Regions from separate parts of the Mus musculus genome. Here all the other regions are linked to region 3. A link is a loop called in an ENCODE intact Hi-C map of the cell type or tissue named here. Cell type or tissue: left cerebral cortex. All regions are shown on one strand.

Region 1 (8,000 bases), 76 kb after region 3:
AGCAGCAACATTCTCAGTTCCTCCTTGCTTTTTATTCTTCCCCCTTAACATCTTTAGATTTGCCCTTGTTGGTGTTGGATCTGAAGCATCTTCCAAAAAGTTAATGGATCTTTTGCCTAAAAGAGAACTTCATGGTCAGAGTCCTGTTGTAACTCCATGCAATAAGCAGTTCCTGAGTCAATTTGAAATGCAATCCAGGAAAAGTAAGCGAATCTCTCAGCAGCCTTTAAAACGTATTTAAGCAGTGTTGCTGGCATTTATTAAATATGATACTTAGGAAGTCATGTTACTATTTAATTTTTCATGAACTTGATTTAATCATTGGTTATGACTATGGGCTAATACTGGAAACCCACTCCCATTCCAGTTTTTTCTAGACAGACCAATCAGTATGCAGCAGTTTGACAGCTCTCTGGTGCTGGCATTCTTGTCCTGCCACTCTCATCTTGGAGAACGGAAGCTGCATTCTAACCCTTAGAGGTGGAGCCTCTCTATGTACTATACCTTCTGATGGGGAGAAGCTAATGAAGTAGTCACTGACTTTTCTGCTTGCTCCCAAGACCTTTACTACTTGGTAGAATAAATGTAGAAGGAAAGGCCTTGTTATTAATAGAAATTCGAGTGGTTTTTGTTTTAATTTTTTTGGCATTTAAGATTTAACTGAAAAATTTATTACACGGCATAAAATAATCTCTTATTGAAATGAAGATTTCTGTTGAAGGTTTTCTGTTTTGGCCTTTGTAGAGTACTGGTATTTTAAAAGCGACTTGTTTATTTCTCAGTAGAAATACATTTAAACTTGACTATTTTAAGACTAAGCGAGTATTTAAATAAATGTGAATGTTTTCCTTGCCAAGTACTTTACATAGGTCTGAGGCATCCATAAATTGATGAATAGTATGAAGAACTTAGAAATATCTTCTAACAACAGTGGTTACAATTCAGGAAACGTTTAATAAGTGCTACTTATGAGTGTTTGGATGTTTGCAGCTACACAGTCAGGACAGATGTCTGGGGAAGGGAAAGCCGGTCCTCCAGGAGGCGGTTCACGCGCAGCGTTTCCTCAAGGTGGTAGAGGACGGGGCCGGTTTCCAGGGGCTGTTCCTGGTGGGGACAGATTTCCTGGGCCAGCAGGACCAGGAGGGCCACCTCCACCTTTTCCAGGTAAAACTTTTTTAAGTTTATCATGGAGAAAAACATGTCTGCCTAATACCTTTTTTCCTTTCTCTCTTTTTCAAGTAATGCATTATTAATGTGACTCACTCTCCTTGTTATGCTATTTTTGGAACCCAGGAAATTTGATCAAGCATCTTGTTAAAGGAACTCGGCCTTTGTTCCTGGAAACTAGGATTCCATGGCATATGGGGCACAGCATAGAGGAAATACCCATTTTTGGCCTAAAAGGTCTTTATTTTTCTCCAAACTTGCTTGACTTTATATATAGAATATTTACATCCGTCTTATTTTCTTACCTCTTAAAAAATCCTTTCAAGACCATTTTCCCTGTTTCACTTTCTAGCTTGGCATCAGAGTAGACTGTAAGGTGGGTGAGAAATGTGTATGGTGAAAGATGGAAACTCTAAGTGTTAAAGTCTTAACAGGATTTTTGTTTTAGTGATTTTCCTTAATCATAATTTACACTAGTTAAATTTGTAAGGATATTCTTTATCTTTGTAGTTATTAGAGCATTATCCTATGGGTTTCATTCAAAGAGCGAGTCATGGTTTATAAGTTCTGTTTTAGAAATATATTCTTTACATGTAATAGTTAAATATCTTTATTGAAGTGATTTTTTTTTCCTTTTCTCTATTTTATAGCTGGACAAACTCCACCACGTCCACCTTTAGGCCCACCTGGCCCACCTGGTCCACCAGGTCCTCCACCTCCTGGTCAGGTTCTGCCACCTCCTCTAGCAGGACCTCCTAACCGAGGAGACCGCCCTCCACCACCAGTTCTTTTTCCTGGACAACCTTTTGGGCAGCCTCCGCTGGGTCCACTTCCTCCTGGGCCTCCACCTCCAGTTCCAGGCTACGGCCCCCCTCCAGGTCCACCGCCTCCACAGCAGGGACCACCTCCACCTCCAGGCCCCTTTCCACCTCGCCCACCAGGTCCACTAGGGCCTCCCCTCACACTTGCTCCTCCTCCACATCTTCCGGGACCACCTCCAGGTGCCCCGCCACCAGCTCCACATGTGAATCCTGCTTTTTTTCCTCCACCAACTAATAGTGGCATGCCAACATCAGATAGTCGAGGTCCACCACCAACAGACCCATATGGCCGACCTCCCCCATATGATAGGGGTGACTACGGTCCCCCTGGGAGGTAAGTTAAACATGTCGTACTGAAACTCTTTAGTCAGTAAAAGATAAAGTACTGTGAAGTCTTCTATATTTTAGAAATGTAGTTTCTGTCCTGTAGAAAGATCAGATTTCTAAACTGCAAAAGATTTCAGCCAGAAGACAGTGAAGAAGGGAATTTGATCTGAAAGGGAAAATAGCATTCTCTAATCTGGAAAACTGTCTCTAAAGCAAATGCCAAAAGCTGCTTATGTGGAGTTGTTTACATTGTTACTAACTTGAGAACTTTTAAGTAACAACTTATCATTTCTTTGTCTTTTTGTAGGGAAATGGATACTGCAAGAACACCTCTGAGTGAAGCTGAGTTTGAAGAAATCATGAATAGAAATCGGGCAATCTCAAGCAGTGCTATTTCAAGAGCTGTGTCTGACGCTAGTGCTGGTTTGTATATTTGTTTCAGTCTTGAATCACACTAAATCCAGGGGCTGGAGAAATGACTTAGCTGTTTAGAACTGGCTGCTCTTCCAGAGGACCCTGGTTTGACTAGTAACCATCTGTTCATTACGGTTCCTGGGGATCCAAGGCCCTCTCTGGCTTCTGCAGCATCAGCCATACTTATCATGCAAAGACAAACATACACGCAGTCAAACCCATACACATACAATTTAGGACTAAAACAAAATGCAAAGCTTAAATGCAGCTTATAAGACAATTTTCTTAACTCCGTATAATCCGCATAGTTAGTCTCAAATCATTATCTGTCACTTAGGTCCGTGTCCCGTCCCGTCCCCCCCCCCCCCCCGTCCCCCCACACACACAGGGTTTCTCTGTGTAGTCCTGTCTGTCCTGGAACTCACTTTGTAGACCAGGCTGGCCTCAAACTCAGAAATCCGCCTGCCTCTGCCTCCCAAGTGCTGGGATTACAGGCGTGCGCCACCACTGCCCGGCCTGTCACTTAGTTTTAAAGTAATAAAGGAAGATACATGTCAGTGTAGTGGGAAGACCACCAATTTTACATTACTAGATTTAGATTTCAGTGCTTATTGGGGGTGAAGAGGTGGCTCTGTGGTGAAGTGCACTAAATCCAGTATACTCCTCTTTGCTCAGTGGGTACCAGGCACACACATGGTGCACACACACACATGCAGGTAAAATAGCCACGTACATAAAGTTAAAATTAATTCCAACTGGGAATTAGAGAGGTAGCTTAAGAGTTACACTGGCTGCTCCTCCATAGGATCAAGGGCTGATTCCCAGCACCCATGTAGGTAGGGGTCACAAATTTGATAACTTCAGTTCCAGGGGATCTGACATCCTATCTGGCCTCAGTGGACACTACTTTTTCTTTGGATACAAAGACATATATGTAGGCAAAACACTTGGACACATGAAAAAGATATAAATATTAGCTATGGTATAGCTTATTCTTTGCAAAATAGTAACTGTCTCTCTACATGACAAAGCAATTAATTGCATTGCTTTGTTAAAATGAGAGTCTTTTCCAAATTCCAAAACACTGAACAAAAGTCATTGTCTCTGGTTATCTTAAAAGACAATTTTCAGGTCAGGTCGAGGTGACACATGCTATTAATCCCAGTACAGGATTCAAATTTCTGAGTATGAGACCAGACTGGTCTGTAGAGAGAGTTCTAGGACAGCTAGAACTATCTCAAAAGATAATTTGGAAACAAAAGTTTGTTTAATGATTAACCTTGTTTTTTTTTTCTCCTGCAGGTGATTATGGGAGTGCTATTGAAACATTGGTAACAGCAATTTCTTTAATTAAACAATCCAAAGTCTCTGCAGATGATCGTTGCAAAGTTCTTATTAGCTCTCTGCAGGATTGCCTTCATGGAATCGAGTCCAAGTCCTATGGGTCTGGATCCAGGTAAAATGTTCCTGTCTCATGAATTTTTAAAACTGTTAGTTAACACACAAACACACACACACACACACACACACACGCGCGCGCGCGCGCGCGCAACTTCTAAAAAAATAGAACTGTGATTTTATTTACTGTGTACCTAGCAGTATTTAAAAAAAAAAAAAAAAAAAAAAACTCTGAATGATATATTGAAATCCCGAGACGCAAGGAACTCTGTCTTCTCTTTACTCTTAAACATCTGTGTACATTCAAGCACACTGCGTGATGTCATCTCTCCTTTGATTCTCATAACTCCCATACTTACTTACTGTTCCCTAGCCAAATGAGCCCTTCTCCTGGACACATCAAGCATTTGGCCACTTTACTGAGTTTTATGCTTGATATTCCTTCTTGGAACCACTTTTCTTGTTGTTTTCTTCTCCCCCAACATTTACTTGCCTCTGTATTTCTTCATGTTTTAATATAATATAGTCTGCAGAGTCTATTTCTTTTGTAGTATTTGCTATAACTGTCTATTCATTATTGATGCCCATTTCTTAGTGAACACATGTTGAACAAGGTAGGGGCTTTAGTAGTTAAACACTGCTTTATATAAGAGACAGGGTGATTTTGAAAGAGGGAGTTATGAATGAGTGGTAATTTTGTAATAGGTGCAGTTTTACTTTAGATTTGTTTAATGTATGTATCAGTGGTTTGCGAGCAAACATGGATGTATTTCTCTGGTACCTAAGGAAGTCAGAAGAGAGCATTCATTGAGTCCCCTCAAACACTGGATTGTAAGCCATCATGTGGGCACCAGGACCCTGGTCCTCTGAACCACTGAGCTATCTTTTCAGACCCTGTAATAGATACTATGTTTTTGTTTGTGTGTTTTTAAGATGCGTTTATTTTATATATATGAGCACAAAGTTGCTCTCTTCAGACACCCAAAGAGGGCATGGGATTCCATTGCAGATGGTTGTGAGCCACCATGTGGTTGCTACGAATTGAAGTCAGGACCTCTGGAAGAGCAGTCAGTGCTCTTAACCACTGAGCCATCACTCTAGCCCCTAGATACTGTTTTTTAAGCGTTACTTTTAAAAGCATTTTTACCAATTGTGAAATTTTATATATTTTGTGAGGTAAATGGTTAATCTTTACATGATATTACTTCTTTTGAGACAGGGTCTCACTATGTAGATGAGGCTAGCCTTGAACTTACAGAGAGATCAGCCTGGTTATCCATTCTTACACAGCTACATTTTGACTATTTTGATTTCATATGTGGAGGTGTTTTGCCTGCATTTCTGGCTATAAATCACCCATGCTAGGTGCCCACAAAGGCTAGAAAAGTGCCTTGGGTTCCCCAGAACTAAAGTTAGAGGTAGGTATGAGCCACTATTTGGATGCTGAGAATTGAACATGAGTTCTTTGGAAGAGCAGCCAATATTTATAACCCTTGAGCCATCTCTCCAGTTTCCCAAATGATGGTCTTCTGTCTGCCCTTAGTATGCTTTTCCTGGAGGTAGTATCCTAAGTAAGAGTAAGGAGTTCACCCGGGACACAGGTTTTACTTTGTTAGTTCCGGTTTGGTTTAGTGTAAGTATCTCTGAACAAATTTGTTGTAACTAGAGATTATGTCATGCATTGTCTTCATTGTGGGAACATCTAGCTCGAGCAAGACGCTTAGCACTTAATGTTTAAGTTCAGTTGCCTGGTTTAGCAATTAACATGATAATAATTTTTTTTTTTTTCTCGAGACAGGGTTTCTCTGCATAACCCTGGAACTCACTTTGTAGACCAGGCTAGCCTTAAATTCAAAAATCCACCTGCCTCTGCTTCCCAAGTGCCTAGGATTAAAGGCGTGCGCCACCACTGCCGGCTTTTTTTTTTTTTTTAAATAAATTCTTATTTAAACGAATGGAATTATTATGAGGTTTGACTATGATTTTTGGGCTTTTAAGATGTGATGATAAAATTTGCATAAATTTATTTTTTTCTTCATTGTTTCGTGGGTTCTTATTGTAAACCTTAGCAATTTCAACATGACTTTTTTTTTTTTTTTCCATTTAAAGAAACAACAATGTCCACATTGTCAGCATCACTACTCTCCTACTTTGGTGCAATTATTAAATAATCCAAGAATTATTTAAGCATAAGCACTGAACTGCCATGATACTTAAGACTACTGAATACTTAATGGGCAAATAACATTTAGTGTGGGTGCAGTGGGCCGAGGGATGGCTCCCAATGCGGGCAGGAAGGAGCAAGGTGACTAAAGTATTTCATCATGATGGTTGGCTCAGTCTAGGTGGTCTGGGTCCTGGATACATGACTAGGGGCTGCAAGGGAATGAAGAAAGGGCAGACACACTTAGATACAGACAGAATCAGGGGTCTGCTACTCCTGCAACTTGGAACTTCGTGGATGGGTGCAGTCAGCTAGTCTAGATAGGAGGTCTCTCTAGAGTACCAGTTGCTGTTGGAAAAACCTCCCAGAGGAAGTCGCTTCTTTCGTTCTTTCTGCACACCGATCTTTTCTTCATAAACACTCATACTCAGATTCCTCTGTGTAGCTAGCCTCCTCTGTATGGGAATCCTCTTTGCCAGTGTTCAATGGGGTTCAGTTAGGTAGGGCCTTGGAGTTCCCACAGGGCCATGGCAACAATCCGTTCCCTCACCATTCATTCATTAGGCGCTGCCGCTACTCATACCCTAATCAGAATGGCATAAGATTATTTCTGAAATTTTACATTAATAGTTTTTCTACTGGTGGCTTGTAGCTGAAACCATAGAAAGTAAAACTAGCGGTAAAGGAAAGAAAACTGTATTAAATATCTTTTGAAGCTGTACAGTTAACGGACAGCATTAATCCAGTAATTTCTTTTAGAAGACGTGAACGATCAAGAGAACGGGACCATAGTAGATCACGGGAAAAGAGTCGTCGCCATAAATCTCGGAGTAGAGATCGCCACGATGACTATTACAGAGAGAGAAGCAGAGAACGAGAGAGACACCGGGATCGGGACCGCGACCGTGACCGAGAGCGTGACCGAGAGCGAGAATACCGTCATCGTTAGAAGGTGGGCATTCCTTTTTATTATTTTATTTAGTATGTGTGTGTTATTAACAGCAATTATAACTCCAAGGCTGTTGTTTATACAGTAAATATACCTACATTTTAAGTGGTCCAAGTACTTGTTCTGATTTAATCTTCTGGAAGCATCTGAAAACAGGTAAGCCATCACAGGTAAAAGATTTTGACCTTTTCCCCTTTGAATATTGTATTCATGAGTTATTTGTGACTTAGATTTCAGATTGTTTATAGTCTTAAAGCAAGAACAATAATCAAGAGGACTCATTGTGTACTTCTAAAATCTGGAAATTGGGATTCTTGTAATCACATACATTGTTTGCATGTGATTTTAAATATTTATCTAATATTTAAGTGCTTGGATTTTTAAAAATAATTTTTTATTCTTCCTTCCTAGAATTAATTCTATTTGTCCCTGAAACTTTTAAAGAAGATCTAATACTATAGTAGGTTATAAATCAAAAAGATGTTTTTCAGCTGCGAAAGAGGATTTTTTTTTCCCTTTTAGAAATTACTTTTAGATGAGAATTGCTAGCATTTGATTGTATTTTTAAAGGAACACTATCTTTTTAATTTGCAAAGAAGGCAGAAAGTGGGTTTAGGGTTCATATCTAGGAACTTAAAACTGTGCCAAGCCATACATTCCAAGTTAGAAATACGTGGAAATAATTTTCTTTGATGTTTCATTCATAAGCCATAATCATTGTCTTTTTTTTTCCTGTATTTTAAATTTTTCTTGTGTACAT
Region 2 (8,000 bases), 160 kb after region 3:
TATTGTTAAGCACCACCTGTCTTAGCGTTTTGAAAATATCTTGTCCACCGCCTTCTGATTGGTCTGATAAAGAGCTGAACAGCCTATAGGTAGGCAGGAAGTAGAAGGTGGGACTTCCGGGAGGAGAGTGGAACTCTGGGAGATAGTCAAGTGCGGATGAAGGGATGCAGAGAAAGAAGCTCGCTAGCATTGAAGGAGAGGTAAATTATGAGCCTCACAGCCGAAAATAGTAATGTATACAGATTAAATTAAATTGGAAGAGCTAGTTGGGAACCAGAGTTCACTGATGGCTAAAGCTATAATTAATAAATACAAGTCTCTGTCGTTATTCAGAGCTGGGACGGGCATAGAAAGACCATATGGTTATACACCTGTGTTATGGGAAATATTAAAAATGACCGGCAGGCTTCCTGCACCACTGTCGGCAACTCTCTGGTGCAGCCCAGTCCCGCCAAGCTACTATTGGCCTGCCAACTCTTGGGCAGGGCCGGAGCTCCTGAGTTCCTTTTGCTTCTGCCACACCAGCCCCCACGTAATGACCAGTCACCCCACGGTCAGCAACCACACCACCAAGCAAGCCGGTAGAAACAAAACTCTAGAAGCTTATAATGAATAAGTCAGATTTATATATCAGTAAATTCTCAATTCACAAGATGCTAATACAATGATTTCAAAACCAATTGATAATGATAAAAGCTGTCCACCTAGATTAGATAAATTATCCTATTTACTCTAACTTTTATGATATCACAACTACCTGTGGCTATTTAAGGCCATGCTGGTTCATCTGCCTCCACCTTGCTCCTTTTTTAATTCCTGAAATGCTTTCTGTCTCTGAGACTCTTAGCTACCTTTCCCTGTCCAATCACAGGCCTCCTGCTGCACTAATATTTTACTGTGATTGGACAGGAAAAATCCTGTCACACACATGTATATATTAATGTACTTTTTAAAACTTTGATGCAATCAGGAGGGACCTCCAACTAGCTTCATTCTGTCTCGGTCATGTCTGAAACATTCCCGTGGTGATTGCTGCCCAGCGGAGGTTTTCCTTCAGAGGCACCGGGCTCTGCCCTAGCGTGTTGGCTGATAGGTAGGTGGTGCCTACCCAGCCTCCTCAGCAGCTGCAGACCGCACAGCAGAGACTTCTTGCCACTGCTCTGGGCTTCCTGCTCAGGAGTGAGTGTGCAGTCTCTCAGTGTGAAATGCGTTTTTATAAACACCAAGACTTATTTTGTCCCCTGCTCATTATGTTGCTCTTCCTTCTCTGATCTCTCCAAGGCTGTCATTGTGACTGTTTTTCATTTTCTGTTGCTGTTTCCTCTTAGTCCTTTCTGTTTGGTTTTTCCTTCAGTAGCGTCTATCTAGTACTTGCCATCTTTGGTTGACCGTGGAGTCTTAAGCACAAAGGACCTGAATGGAAAGCCCAAGATCAGGGCAAGCCATCCCAGAAGAAGTGGAGCAAAGCTGGTGTTTCTCTGTGGGCCCAAATATTAGCATCACTGAACATTTTCTCCAGCTTCAGACAGGAGTCCTTGAGGCTGCCTCTTTTCTGAAGGATCATTGTATCGGACAGAAATAGGGACACTTGAGTCCAAAAGGAGCTGGTGGATAGTGATGGGCGAGTGGTTGACACTTGTAATCCCAATACTGTGATGAGGAACAGGCAGCAGTGGAAAAGCCAGCAGAGCCCAAAGAGCCCTCAATATCTCTAGAAAAACTAGGAAAGGGAAACCGCAGTCCTTTGTCACACCCAGTTAGACCACACCAGACCACCCCAGCCTGCTGAGAGGAACAAGTAAATGTGGAGAAATGGGATAGAAAGAGAAGCAGTAAACTGTGTGCCAAATGAGGAGAGGCAGAGCTGGAGATGTGCTCATGATCAGAAACAATGTGAGTAGCCTGCCCTGCCACTTGTAGCCATGGTTTGGTCCTGGCCCATAATGCCACTGAGGGCAGTGTCTGGGTTTGTGGCCATACAGCAGTGGGGGTCTATGTTGATATTATCACCAAAAGCCATATGGACATCCCTGTTGTGGGCTGCCACCTGGTACCATGTTTATGTCCAAGGGATGCCCAGAGCTGGAGGTGCCCCACAAGGGCTGCAGCACTTGGCAGAGCAGGCCCTATACTTCGCCCAAGCAGCACAGTAGAGCTGGTCCTGCGCCTTGGCTAACACACTCAGGAGAGTGCTTCCACACTTCACCTGGGCAGCACAGTATTGCTGGCCCTGATGTCATGGGTGTAGGTGGGCCAGTCCCATCCCTTTTCTATGAGATGGCCCTGCCCCTTGCCTAGGCAGCTTGGGAGAGCCAGCCCCACCCCTTGCCAGCTGTAGCACTTGGGAGAGCAGGCCAGGAACCTCACTCACCTCTGCAGCAAAGCAGAGAGTAAAACTCTCTGTCGATTGCAAGAAATAGCTTGTTCAAGAATGGAGGGATTATATCTACAGCAGGGTAGTTAGTTTTTCTTCATAAAACTTAAGACATATCTGTGGGTCCCTCATGGCGCTGTGCACATGGTATGGCTTGTGTGACGTCACTCCTACCATTCAGGAGTGAGGAATAGAAAGGACTTCCATAGAGTCTGCATCTTGTTCAGATTTAGCTAGCTTCATTCTATTAAGACAAGGGGAAATTACCAAGAAAGTGTTTCCCAAGAATGCATGGTATTTGTGACTGTTGGTGAGAAACGTGTGTTCATTCTGTCCCATTTGACAGTATAAAAAGCACTCTGTTTAGAACTTTTAGTGATCATTTGAACCGTGCGTATGTGTGCCTGTGTGCATGAGAACTAGTGCCCACAGAGTTCAGAAGCACTGGACGACCATGGAGCTAGAGACACAGGCAGCTTCCAGCTGACTGATGTGGTGATGGGAATCAAACTCGTGTCCTCTGGAGGAGCAGCAGTGCTTTCAAATTCTGAGCTATTTCTCTAGGCTCCAAAGCACACTTTCTCATTTATTAAAATAGTTGGAACCACTAGAATCATTACTGAATATGGTGAGATCTTTCTTTTGCACTTAATGCTGGAAATTAAGTTATGGTATTAAAAGGGTTTCCTGAAGAGGCCTGTACCCAAATGTGTAAGAGGAAAACCGTCCTTGGGGACTGGAGAGACGGCTCAGTGGTTAAGAGCACTGACTGCTCTTCTGAGAGATCCAGAGTTCAATTCCCAACAACCACTTGGTGGCTCACAGCCATGTGTGATGGGATCTGATGCCCTCTTCTGGTGTGTCTGAAGACAAGTTTATTGTACTGTGCTCATATATATAATAAAAATCTTAAAAAATAAAAACTGTTCTTGGCAATTTTCAAATAGTTCATGTATATATATATATATATATATATATATATATATATATATATACATACACACACATGTATATGTATATACATAGACATAAGCTTTGGTGATCATTCCTATTCAAACTACTACTACTACTACTACTACTACACACACACACACATACACACACACAAGATTTGTATTCTTTTTTGAAGAATGTTGCCAAAACTTACCAGTGATCGTAAATGTCTAGTTACTAAGATTATGAGTGCTATTTATTTTTGCCTATATTTACCAAAAATTTTCAAGCACAATATATAAAAAATACCTTTGAAAGTACATTAACTATTTAAAAGTATATTTTGGGGGCTGGAGAGATGGCTGAGAGGTTAAGAGCAATGGCTGCTCTTCCAGATGTCCTAAGTTTAATTCCCAGCAACTACATGATGGCTCCAAGCCATCTATAATGAGATCTGGTGCCCTCTTCTGGCCTGCTGTGTATATAATAAATACTTTTTTAAAAAGCATTTTTGAAAATCAATTTTACTTCTTGCTACATTTAAAATTTAACAGTGGTAGGAATTAACACAGGCTAGTGGCAGAAAGCTTAGATGGCACATAAGATGGCACATATGATAAGGGCTTGGGTGCAGTTCACAGCACTGAGAACTGAAGAGAGCAATATCAAATTTGACTTTGGTTTATTTACCAATGAATCCAAATTATTTGAATTTTATTATGAGTTTGGATTTTTTAAAAAATCACTTTTTTTGGAACGGGACAGCAGAGGGGATTACAGAATAGCTGTGCTGACAGCGTCCAGCATCTCCTGGATCCCCCAAAGGCCCTGGTGTTCTCATGGAGCAATGAAAATATCCTATTTCCATGTTCTTCCTTAAAGTACAATTTGGCTTCCAGTTTCCATCTGAGCCCTGAGCAGATCCTGTGCCACAGTACTCTATAACCAAATACCGCCAGGAGAGAGCTGGTCTCCCAGGAGTGCCAACATACCTGTGAGCAGGTAAGACCATAACTTCTGCTCAAATTCCTGGCCCAAGAGGGACCAGTGCCAACAAGAACCAAGGAACAGCCGGGGACAGGATCCTTCGGTTTCCGTCTGCACCGGGGAGCTATGCCACAGATCTTCATACCCAAATCCCTCCTGAAGAGAATTGGTCTCCCAGGAGTACTGACACAGGCTTGCAGGAGGGACAAGCCACAGTCAGAGACAGAAAGACCAGCTAACATCAAAGATATCCACATGGTGAGAGGTAAGGGTAAGAATGTAAGCAACAAAATCCAAGGCTACTTGGCATCATCAGAAACCAGTTCTCCCACCACAGTGAGCCCTGGATACTCCACCACACCAGAAAAAATAAGACTCTGATTTAAAATCACATCTCATGATGATGATAGGGGGCTTTAAAACGGACATAAATCCCTTAAAGAAATACAGGAGAACTCAGGTAAACAGGTAGAAGGAGGAAACACAAAAATCCCTTAAAGTATTACAGGAAAATAAAACCAAACAGGTGAAGGAATTGAACAAAACCATCCAAGATCTAAAACTGGAAATAGAAATAATAAAGAAATAACAAAGGGAAACAACTCTGAAGATAGAAAACCTGGGAAAGAGATCAGGTGTCATAGATACAAGAATCACCAACAGAATACAAGAGATAGAAGAGAGAATCTCAGGTGCAGAAGATACCATAGAAAACATTGACACAACAGTCAGAGAAAATGCAAAAAACAAAAAGTTCCTAACCCAAAACATCCAAGAAATCCAGGACACAATGAGAAGACAAAAACCTAAGGATAATAGGTATAGAAGAGAGCGACGCTTCCCAACTTAAAGGGAAATTTAATAATAAATTTCCAGGAAATAGCTTCAACAAAATTATAGAAGAAAACTTCCCTAAAGAAAGAGATGCTCATGAACATACAAGAAGCCTACAGAACTCCAAATAGACTGGACCTCCTGTTACATAATAGTCAAAACACCAAATGCACAAAACAAAGAATATTAAAAGCAGTAAGGGAAAAAGGTCAAGTAACATATAAAGGCAGACCTATCATAATTACACGAGACTTCTTACCAGACTATGAAAGCTAGAAGATCCTGGGCAGATCCCTAAGAGAACACAAATGCCAGCCCAGGCTGCTATACCCAGCAAAACTCTCAATTACCATAGATGGAGAAACCAAGATATTCCATGACAAAAACAAATTTACACAATATCTTTCCACAAATCCAGCATTACAAAGGATAATAGATGGAAAATGCCAGCACAAGGAGGGAGACTTCACCCTAGAAAAAGCAAGTAAGTAATCTTTCAACAATCCCAAAAGAAGATAGACACACAATCATAAAAATAGCATCAAAAGGAACAGGAAGCAACAACCACTATTCCTTAATATCTCTTAATCTCAATGGACTCAATTCCCCAATAAAAAGACAGAAAACCAGTCAGGATATATAAACAGGACCCAGCATTTTGCTGCATACAGGAAATGCACCTCAGTGACAGACAGTACCTCAGAGTAAAGGGCTAGAAAACAATTTTCTAAACAAATGGTCCCAGGAAACAAGTTGGAGTAGCCATTCTAATATTGAATAAAATCAACTTTCAACCAAAAGTTATCAAAAAGGATAAGGAAGGACACTTCATTCTCATCAAAGGAAAAATCTACCAGGAAGACCTCTCAATTCTGAACATCTATACTCCAAATGCAAGGGCACTCACATTCATAAAAGAATCTTTACTAAAGCTCAAAGCACACATTGCACCTCTCACAATAATAGTGGGAGATTTCAACACCCTACTCTCAGCAATGGGGCAGATCGTGGAAACACAAACTAAACAGAGACACAGTGAAACTAACAGAAGTTATAGACCAAAGGGATTTAACAGATATTTATAGAACATGTTATCTTAAAACAAAAGAATATACCTTTATGTTTCTGAATGGAAGACACACACACACACCCTTTATATTTTAATATGCCTTAATTAGCACAATAGCTGAGCCACTGGCTAACCTCCATGTAGTTAATCCCAAGTTATTACTTACTAAATCTGTATTCTATCTTGGCTGCCCTGAACCCAGGCTCACCCAGCTCCTTCACAGGGCCGTCATGTCTCCCTGTCCTCCACTCTTCTTAAAGAATTATTTCTACAAAATAACTGTAGCTTTGGAGCTGGAAATAATTTAAAAATAAAGTATGATGTCTCAAACGTACTTTAAAATGCCTCAAAAGGCCTATCTAGCTACAGAGTGAGACAAATAGAGAAACAGAGACCACAGCAAGGTGCTAGGACAACACCCGGAAATCGCCATTGCTGTGGCAACATCTTCATTTCTATATGACTAGAAGATTTCATAATGTGGGGATTAGTTTTCTTGTTACCTCAAAAATGCAAAAGCAGTTTAAGGAAGAAGGGATCCATTTTGGCTCACCACACTGCGAGGACAGTCCATCGTGGTCGGGAGTGCTGAGAGTGGGACCCCAAGGCAGCTGGTCCCCTTTGCTTGCAGACAGGAGACAGGAATGCATGCTGCTAGTGGCTCCACTTCCTTTTCCTCCATTCAGTCCTTCAGTCTGAGATCTCAGCCTCTGGAACATCCTCCTCTCACCTGAATGACCCCAATCTATAAACTTTTTGTAGATAAGCTCAGAGGCTTGTTGCATATATGATTCTAGACCCTGTTGTGTTGGGAACCTGTATTGACAATCATGACTCCACATCTTATGAGCCTAGCATTCAAATGCCACTTTTAAGCTGCAACTCTCCATCTCTACACTCACAGGCTTATGGCTGTCTGAGAATGTAAAATGAGTTCAGTCTAACTTCAGAAGTCCTCATGGTCTTTAGAAGTTCCAACAGTATTTAATATGGTGGGTTCAAGGGTGTGTGTGTGTGGGGGGTGTAATTCAGTGGTTAAGAGCACTGACTGCTGTTCCAGAGGTCCCGAGTTCAATTCCTGGCAACCACATGGTAGCTCACAACCATCTGTAACGGGATCTGATGCCCTCTTCTGGTGTGTTTGAAGACAGCTATAGTATATTCACATACATAAAATAAATAAATCTTTAAAAAAATAAAAGTGTGGGTTTGGTCTCTTCTGAGGCCCTATAATGTCAAAATCAAGTTACAGGAGAGAGGCCATGAGGCCTCTATTAGTCAGGGTTCTCAGGAACAGAAGTGATAGGATGAACCTATCTAGAGAGAGGCTTACAGGCTGTGGTCCAGCCAGTCTAACAGTAACTGTCTACCAATAGAAAGTACAAAAATCCCACAATTGTTCAGTCCATGAAGCTGGACATCTGAGCTGGTCTTCAGTGTACATAGGAGTCCTGTAGGAGGCTCTGATGTCAGTGAAGGAGCAGACTTGCCAGTGAGAGCGAGGGCAAGCAGGCAAAGAGCAAAAGCGTCCTTCTTCCGTGCCCTTTATATAGGTCATCACCAGAAGGTGTGGCCCAGATTAAAGGCAAGTCTTGCCACCTCAGAAGATGGGCGTCAAAGCTGGGTCTTCCAAACCTCAAATGAGTTAATTAAGAAGACCCCCTCGCAGGCGTACCCAGCCGCTTGGGTTTAGTTCATTCCTGATGTAGTCAGGCTGAGAACCAAGAAGAGCCATTTCAAGGCCCCAGCCCTCCCTGATGACCTACTGAGTTAATGGGCGTTAGAGGAAAAAGAGCCCTTTTC
Region 3 (8,000 bases):
CTTTGTCTCAAACTAAATCAATAAATAACTAATAAATAAACACAATGAGTCCCAGTATATCTACTTACCATTTTAAAAATATAGGATTGGAGAGATGGCTCAGCAGGTACAATGCTGGTTATACGAGCACGGGGATCCTAGTTCAATGCCTGAACCTATCTAAAAAGGCAGACTTGGTGGCAGGTTTGTAATCCCAGAGCTGGGGAACCAGACACAAGTAGATCCCATGGCTTGCTGGCCAACCAACCTAGCTTAATGGGTGTGTTCTGGTCAAGAGAGAGAGCCTTCTCAAAACATAGTTCCTGAGGAATGACAAGTAGGTTTGCCCTCTGTCCTACACACACACAGACGCACACAGATGCACACAGACACACACACATAGACACATGAACAGATACACACACAGACAGACACACATACACACACACAGATACACAGATACACATGCAGACAGACACACACATACATACACACACAGACAGACAGACACACACACATAGACACATGAACAGATACACACACAGACACACATACACACACACAGATACACAGATACACATGCAGACAGACACAGACACACACATACATACACACATACATACACACATACACACACACACACAGACACACACACAGATACACAGATACACATGCAGACAGACACACAGATACATACACACACAGACACACAGATACACACACAGACAGACACAGACACACAGATACATACACACACAGACACACAGATACACACACACACACAGACACAGACATACACATTCATACACACACAGATACACACAGACACACACACAGACACACACAGACACAGACACACAGGAATATATGCAGTCACATGCACAACTGTACCCTCATGTAAACATGAACATAAGCATACATACGCAAATAATAACAATAATAAAACAAATTATAGGCTGCTGATGTAGCATGGTGGCAGAGTCTGGTATGTATAAGGCCCTGGGTTCAAGCCTTAGCAAAGGTAAACCAACATGCATATATGTGCATACACACACACATACTATGGCTTGAAAATGGGTAGTAGTTTCCAAAGACCACTGTGTTAAAGGTTTAGACTCCAGGAAAGTATTATTGAGAAGTGGGGAAACTGTGAGGAGGTGAGGTTTCATAAAACCTTCGGTCCTTGGGTCACTAGAAACATGTCTTTGAAGGGGACTCTGGGACCCCAATATCTCAGTGTCTTTCAGATGTAGGAGGATGGCCTTGCCACATCTTTTCAGAGCCGCAAAGATTAAGGCCATCTGGTTCTAGGCTACCTACCACTTGTAGAGCTATAAGCAAAAATAAACCTTTCCTCTTTGTAAGTCGATTGTCTCAGGCATTTCGTTACAGTAACATGAAGCCCTCTGATATACCTACTATTCGAAGAGAGTTGAAATCTCCTGTGTAGCCTCCTTCCTCATTTATGCCTTTATATTTCCACTGCATAGGTCTCTGTCTTGTGTAAACAGTCATTTTGGAGCAAAACAAATTTCAATTTAACAAAGACTTCGTTTGTGGACATTTATTTAACTGGCTGACATTGCTTAACATTGAAGAGACTAGCCGAAAGTCAATGCCAGTCAAGGCTGGGAAGACGTTTCCCACGGTGCTCGAGTTTCGCTTCTGTTGAAATTATTAACCGACTGCTTTGGAATTTTTGAAACGTCACTTTTCTGCTAAGACCGGGTATAGATTTTTCTGAACTTCCCAAGTTCTTAGGAGAAACACTAGTATTTTTAAGTTCTTATGTAATGAATTCGATGATTTATTCACTGTAAATATCACCCTGCTCTTCGCTTCCAGGACTTCTGCTGACGGGGCGGCTGTTGCATAAGCACCCCGTAAAAAGGCCCTGTGGAAACGGGCCTGTGATAAAGAGAATGTTATTTCAGTAACTCGCTGCAGGACTCCTGGGACCAATTTATGTCTCTAGTTACATAAGCAGTCCGGTTTGCTGCGATCCTTGGACCACCACCGTGGGCACCTGGAAGGGCTGCTGTGAGCGCATAAAAGCCAGCTCAGCTGGACACCAGGCTTAGAGATGGCTGCCCACGGGGCTGGATGGAAATGTAAAGGCCAAGTGGAAATTACAAACCCAACCGTGAGAGGCAGCCAGAGGGGGCTGGGAGTGGGGACGAGGGCGCTATTTTAGGTCTAATGAGAGGAGAATTTGAAGCAGAAAGGGCAGGACACATTTGGACAGTAGGTGGCGCAATATCGTCCTCGTGTTGCTAAGAATTAGACCTGGAGGTGATGAGAGGAGTCAGGTAATCCAGGAGCAAACTCAATAGACAATTGCCGTGGAATGCATACATTTACACACACACACACACACACACACACACACACACACACACACACACACACACACACAGAGAGATATGCTTAGAAACCTGTGGATAGAAGTAACAACCCTACTGTAAAACTTGAATGCATTAATGCTCTCAGTGTAATTGTCCCCTATCCCTCCACGATGTTCCCCGGAAGTGCTCTGTCTACTCAACAATGGACCAAAGTGCTGACTGAGTGCATCACATCCCAGACACTTGCTGTTGACACAGGAGAGTCCTGTGCTCCAGGTCCTCTCTGAAGGGTGTGCCCTTTAACGGAGAGAGGACCTCATTCTTGGTGCAGCCACCATGCCATGGAAAACAGATGCCCATAGCCGGGGAAACCTGGCTGGCTTGAGGACCGCCCTGGCTTTGTTCTGGAATGGGTGGAGGTTTGCTTCAGCAAGAGTTTGGGTTCTTCTACTTGAGATGCTGGCGATACGGAAGAATCCAGAGAGGACAGAGGGAGTTTGGGAGAACAAGGCTTGCCCTTCTGGGACAGATGGCCAAAGGCCAGCCACAGCAAGGAGATTTGATCCAGTGTTAGACCTGCCGCTCAAAGGCTAAACAGAGCGTGGGACCCCTAACGGCAGAACCTGGACTAAATGGTAGGTAACCAGGCATCTTGTGAAAACGCAGAGTGGGTGAGCCAGGTAGTTCAATTTTAAACTGAAGCAAGGAGCTCAAGAACTAGACGTGTCCTCAGAGAGAAGCGAGTGTTTAGCAGTTCCTGGAGTATCTAAAGGAGGCCGATGCAGAGCAGAACAACGTGGATTATTCAAGAGATCTAGAAAAGGAAGGTGTCAGCATAGTGCCGCGTGTGTGCGTGCAGCAGCATCACCAGAGAGCTGGGCCGGCGCCACATTCTGGGCTCTTGTAACTGTATTAGCCTTGTGCACTATGCACAGAGCAGACGGAAAACTGCCCCGAGGACTTGAAATTAATCTGTGTGGAATAAACATATTACACTGGATGCTCACAGGTACACGGTCAGTTCAGATAGGTAAGGCAGGCAGTACAGAGGCCAGCAAGATCAGAACTGGGGGAGGGCATCAACAAATCCAGAAAATATGAATCCAGTGTGGGGACGCGGACCTGCCCTTCCCCTTTGCTTGTATGTCACAAAAACTGCACGTTTCCTGATCACAGAGACACCCTCTTCCGACCTCAGCTTGCGGTGAGGACGTGGACTACCACACGGTGGCGCTGCCGTCTAATCGTTTGTCTCTTAGGTCATCCCGTTTGTCGTGATGGCCACCACGTGTGCGTTGACCGCCTCTTCTTCTTGTTAGCTTACAGGCTAAACGAGATCTGGGAGCCACCATGAAAGGGAGAATTCTCCCTGATGGAGTCGCAAGATTCCGGCCCTCGTCGCAGTGACATTTTTCTCTCATTGGTATGCGTGCTCTTCAGTCCCTCGGGACATTTCAATGATAGAGGTCAGCACAATCAACAAAGTCATATACTGTCACTGCTGAGGTCAGATTCCGGGCCACGGGAAGGCCTTCGGGTCATTTTTATTTACTCTGTCTCTTTGTTAGCGCAGAATTCTGAAGCTCTTACTGAGCTGACCCTGGTTGAGAGCATCGTGGCTTGACTTCCTCTTCTGCCCAGTCTTGCAGCTGATCCTGAGGGTACTCTTTAATAAGCACACTGAAAACAAGTCTGAAGCACCGCCATTATTTGAGAGAATGAAGTCAACACTCAAAGAGAAGCGGAAACCAGAGAGAGAGAGGCTGGGCACAGTCAACCGGAGAGCCAACTCTAATGCAGGCTTCCTGTGGTTTGACTTGTAACAACCAGATGGTTCACGTTTGAAAATATTCTGTCTCCAGGCTGGTTTGAGCCGGCTCTTTAAACAGATAAGAGGCGTCTGAACACACTGTATGGGCTATTCTTAAATATTAGTTTAAAGGATCCCTCGATTTAGACAGCTTGTTGAAATTCTTGTCTGATAGCACATACAAGCTACTTGAACATTCTGCATTTTGATTTCTTTTATTTTCTTTAAACTTTTTTATTATTAATTAACTTACTCATCTGTGTTGAGCCAGGGTCTCAAGTACCCCAGGCTGGCCTTGGACTTTCTATATAGCTGAGGATGGCCTGGATCTTCGGATCCTCCTGCGTGCTGGGATTACCGGCACGTGCGACCATACCTGCTTTCTGGAGAATAGGGAATTGAGCTGTGGACTTTGCACAAATTTAGCAAGCACTCTGCCAGCTCCCCCAACCCCAACCCCAACCCCTCACCCCAGCCTTGCTTGGTTTCTTCAGTGCTGAATTAACACTAGCAAGGACCTACTTCATGGCACTATTGGACGAATTAGATGAAGAAATACACGCAGGTTGCCTGGAACAGGGCTGGACACATTAGGAACCTCTTCAAGTTATTGGCTCCAGGTTCAGGTCACCCGTTACCTGGGACTTTCTAAGAAATACCTTTGCTGCTCTGAGGATTGGTAAAATCATGGCAAAAGATGACCAAGAACTCGTCTGGAGTTCCAGGAGGCGAATGCCTAAGGGAGCGAACTCAGTAGCAAGACCGAGGGACTCTGGCACAGGGGGGAGCCTAGGTCTCCTCAAGCTGTCCTTGGGCGGTGCTGCCAGCACCATATGCAAACAAGGTTCTGTCTTCACCAAAGCTGACTCTCCCCACCCTCACCCCCAAGTAGTACATTTCTGCAACATTGGCTAAACAAAAAAGGGCAACGAGAATGCACCTGCCAACCGCTAGCCTGAGGTTTCCGTTGAGCAGCGTTTATGGGGCAGTATATTATAGAGCAGGATTTTTTAATAAGCTATTTTTAAATAATAAATGAATATAGATTGTATAAAATCCCGTTGATGAGGTTGCTGTGAGGACAGCAGTCCTCCAAACCCCCCACCCCCTTAGGTTCTACGCCAACAATCATGATGCCATAAACAATTCCATTACTCCTTATTTATGTACTGTATCCAGTCTTGGTGTTTGTGTTGTGTTGTGTTGTGTTGTGTTGTGTTGATTTTTGGCTTTGGTTTTGTGTTGAGACAGGGGCTTTCTATGTAGTCCTGGAAGTCACCATGTAGCCCAGGCTGGCCTTGAACTCACAGAGATCCATCTGCCTCTGCCTTCCAAGTGCTAGGATTAAAGACCAAAAAAGATTTTGTAATGACGAGTTAATCATAAATCCTTTACAATTCATTCGTTGACTTAAAACATGAAATTTTAAGTTTCCTCTAGTTAATTCCTCATTTAATCTTATAAATTTTATATTTTTTAACCTTGAAAATAAATAAAAAAACATCACACACCAAAATTAACCAGGTCTGAATCTGTACAACTCTGTGAACTTCTATACAGCCCCGCCCCTCAGATGGAAGTACGCCTCCTGCCCCGCCCCCTCAGATGGAGGTGTTCATCCTGTCCCCATTTGCTGAGATTACTCACTTGGGCCACCATGTGCAGCCTAACTGCTTTTAGTAACTCTGAAAAAGTTGAATCAGCAGGATTTAATCAGAACCACAACATTACTTGACAGAAAGATCTAATACAAAGATTTTTTTTTTTTCAACAGCTCTGCCTGTCCTGGAACTCTATGTAGACCAGGCTGGCCTGGAACTCACAGAAATCCTCCTGCCTCTGCCTCCCGAGTGTTGAGATAAAAGGCGTGCGCCACCACAAGTGGTTTCTTCCTTCCTTCCTTCCTTTTCAAAGGTGTTTTGTCTCTGCATAGTCTTAATAGTATACCAATGATGGCTTTGTAGTACATGTCATCTCTAACTGAAGGGGTTACTGTAAACCAGGGTTTCCCGGCCCTGCTATTGGTGCTACACTGGATGGAATCCCTTGTAGGAGCCTATCCTGTGTATAGTAGGGTGTTTATTTCAAAGCATTTCAGCTCACCCAGCAGATGAGAGCAATGCTCCCTCACCTGCCCTGCGCCTCTCCAACTCTTGGCAAACGTCCCTGCCTTAAAGTTAACTCAAATGAGCGAAGGTGGGGAGCAGCTGCCACCCACAGCGCTCGGAGAGGAGAAAGAGAAGAGGCCGGAATTGCTTAAATTAGAAATCTGCTGATGCTCGTTCTCTGCATCGGGCACGGCGAACCCAGTGCTGCCAAAACTGCACACCGGACTCCACTGTTACTAGAAAGGGGGCTGCGGTTTGTGGGACAAGTCTGCGCTCTGCAACTGCGGCGGCCCTGACCTCTTCGGCCTCCCTCGAGCGCCCCCTATAGGCAGAGTCTCGCAGGGAGCCAGCCTGTAAGACGTCTTTAACGGAGGGGAATGGCTAGAATTGGTTCTAGTGGAGACTGCTGAAATCATTCATATATTAGCCCACGTGATTCTCAAACTTTAAAGAGCTAACCAACCACTAGCCCGAGGCAAGGCTGGAAATCTATGCGGGAATAACGGGAGATCACGGCAAGTTTGAATTTATGCCTGTGGAGAGAAAAAGCGCTTTTACATACTTAAAGGCAACAAATTAATCACGTTTGCCTAGTGGCTAATCCTATCCTCTGTGAATTGAGTCTTACTGGTCATGTTCTCAGCGTAACCTTACTTCCGATCTTAATCTTCCGATCTTGTCTTAATCCATCTGTGACCACTGTCCCTAACGGAGCCAGAGGCTAGCTCTCCGAGACTCCCAGAGCCTGCTGAATTTGACTTTTTGTCTTTGCTGGTTAAATGTTTCTTTCTCCCACAAGACTTAATGCCTCGGCAAGAATAGCGTTTTATTGATTTTTGTTTGCCCACAGTCTAACTTACTAAGTATTCCTTAAAAGCCTAATAACGGATGAACTGTCTGGAAGAAAAAGAACAGAAAATATAAATGTGTTTGCAAACAGGCATGTCCCAGGGACAGCCTGGGCTCTCAAGATGGCAAAGGAATTAAAACACTTTAAATGAGCCGGGCGTGGTGGCGCACGCCTTTAATCCCAGCACTCGGGAGGCAGAGGCAGGTGGATTTCTGAGTTCGAGGCCAGCCTGGTCTACAGAGTGAGTTCCAGGACAGCCAGGGCTATACAGAGAAACCCTGTCTCGAAAAAACAAACAAACAAAAAACACTTTAAATGGCCAGGCACAGTGGTGCATACCTTTAACCCCAGCACATGGGAGGAAGAGGTAGGTGGGTCTCTATGGGTTTGAGGCCACCCTGGTCTGCAGAGTGAGTTCCAAGTCAACAAAGGTTAAATGGTGGTGGTGGTGGTGGTGGTGGTGGTGGTGGTGGTGGTGGTGGTGGTGTGTGTGTGTGTGTGTGTGTGTGTGTGTAGAAGGAGGAGGAGGAAAGATGGGGCATCTGTGTGCCATGTTATCTGTGTGGAGACTTGTGGGAATCCATTCTCACCTTCCTCTGTGTGAGCCGGGATCAAACCCAGCTTATCAGGTTGTACAGCAAACGCTTCTACTGCCAACCCCTCTCAGCTGCCCTCTCCTCAGCTCTTCTGCCTTTTTCAATTCACTCCTTATTTTCCACTCCTGCAGAGCCTCAGGCTGGACCTGCCCAGTGCAGTGGAGCTGTCTGTGCAGCCCCTATCTGACCCTCTGCTTACGGTGACTTCCATTCCTCTAACACCAGCAAGGCATCCTGAACTGCCTGGCTCCTGGCTCCCACCACATTACCTGAGAGACTCCCTAACAGCTAAACAGTTAAAAGGCCATGGAA

What was found. Peaks named below come from ENCODE experiments on the same cell type or tissue, not always from the same donor. Only the 100,000 strongest peaks of a DNase experiment are listed, where the experiment ranks them.
Region 1: it touches region 3 in a loop (8-fold over the local background); 22 of 42 quality-filtered maps call a loop at or near these places.
Region 2: it touches region 3 in a loop (4-fold over the local background); 19 of 42 quality-filtered maps call a loop at or near these places.

Annotation. Positions count from the first base shown.
Region 1 is chr10:117,355,178-117,363,177 of GRCm38, reverse strand. Cpsf6 (cleavage and polyadenylation specific factor 6) reads left to right here. Exons shown (of 10, transcript NM_001013391.2): 4 at 58-203; 5 at 991-1,164; 6 at 1,818-2,322; 7 at 2,623-2,738; 8 at 4,032-4,185; 9 at 7,054-7,243. The coding sequence ends at 7,240. Among named protein-coding and RNA genes, the nearest start is that of Cpsf6, 18 kb to the left of the region's middle. In left cerebral cortex, no CTCF peak of the experiment used is centred here; no DNase peak of the experiment used is centred here.
Region 2 is chr10:117,267,979-117,275,978 of GRCm38, reverse strand. No RefSeq gene overlaps it. Among named protein-coding and RNA genes, the nearest start is that of Lyz2, 10 kb to the left of the region's middle. In left cerebral cortex, a CTCF peak has its summit at 3,782 (motif pointing left); a DNase peak (open chromatin) is centred at 59.
Region 3 is chr10:117,431,138-117,439,137 of GRCm38, reverse strand. No RefSeq gene overlaps it. Among named protein-coding and RNA genes, the nearest start is that of Gm32141, 12 kb to the left of the region's middle. In left cerebral cortex, CTCF peaks have their summits at 2,195 (motif pointing right), 3,547 (motif pointing right) and 6,576 (motif pointing left); DNase peaks (open chromatin) are centred at 3,553, 4,037, 5,757, 6,412 and 5 more places; H3K4me3 peaks cover 579 bases; H3K27ac peaks cover 1,635 bases.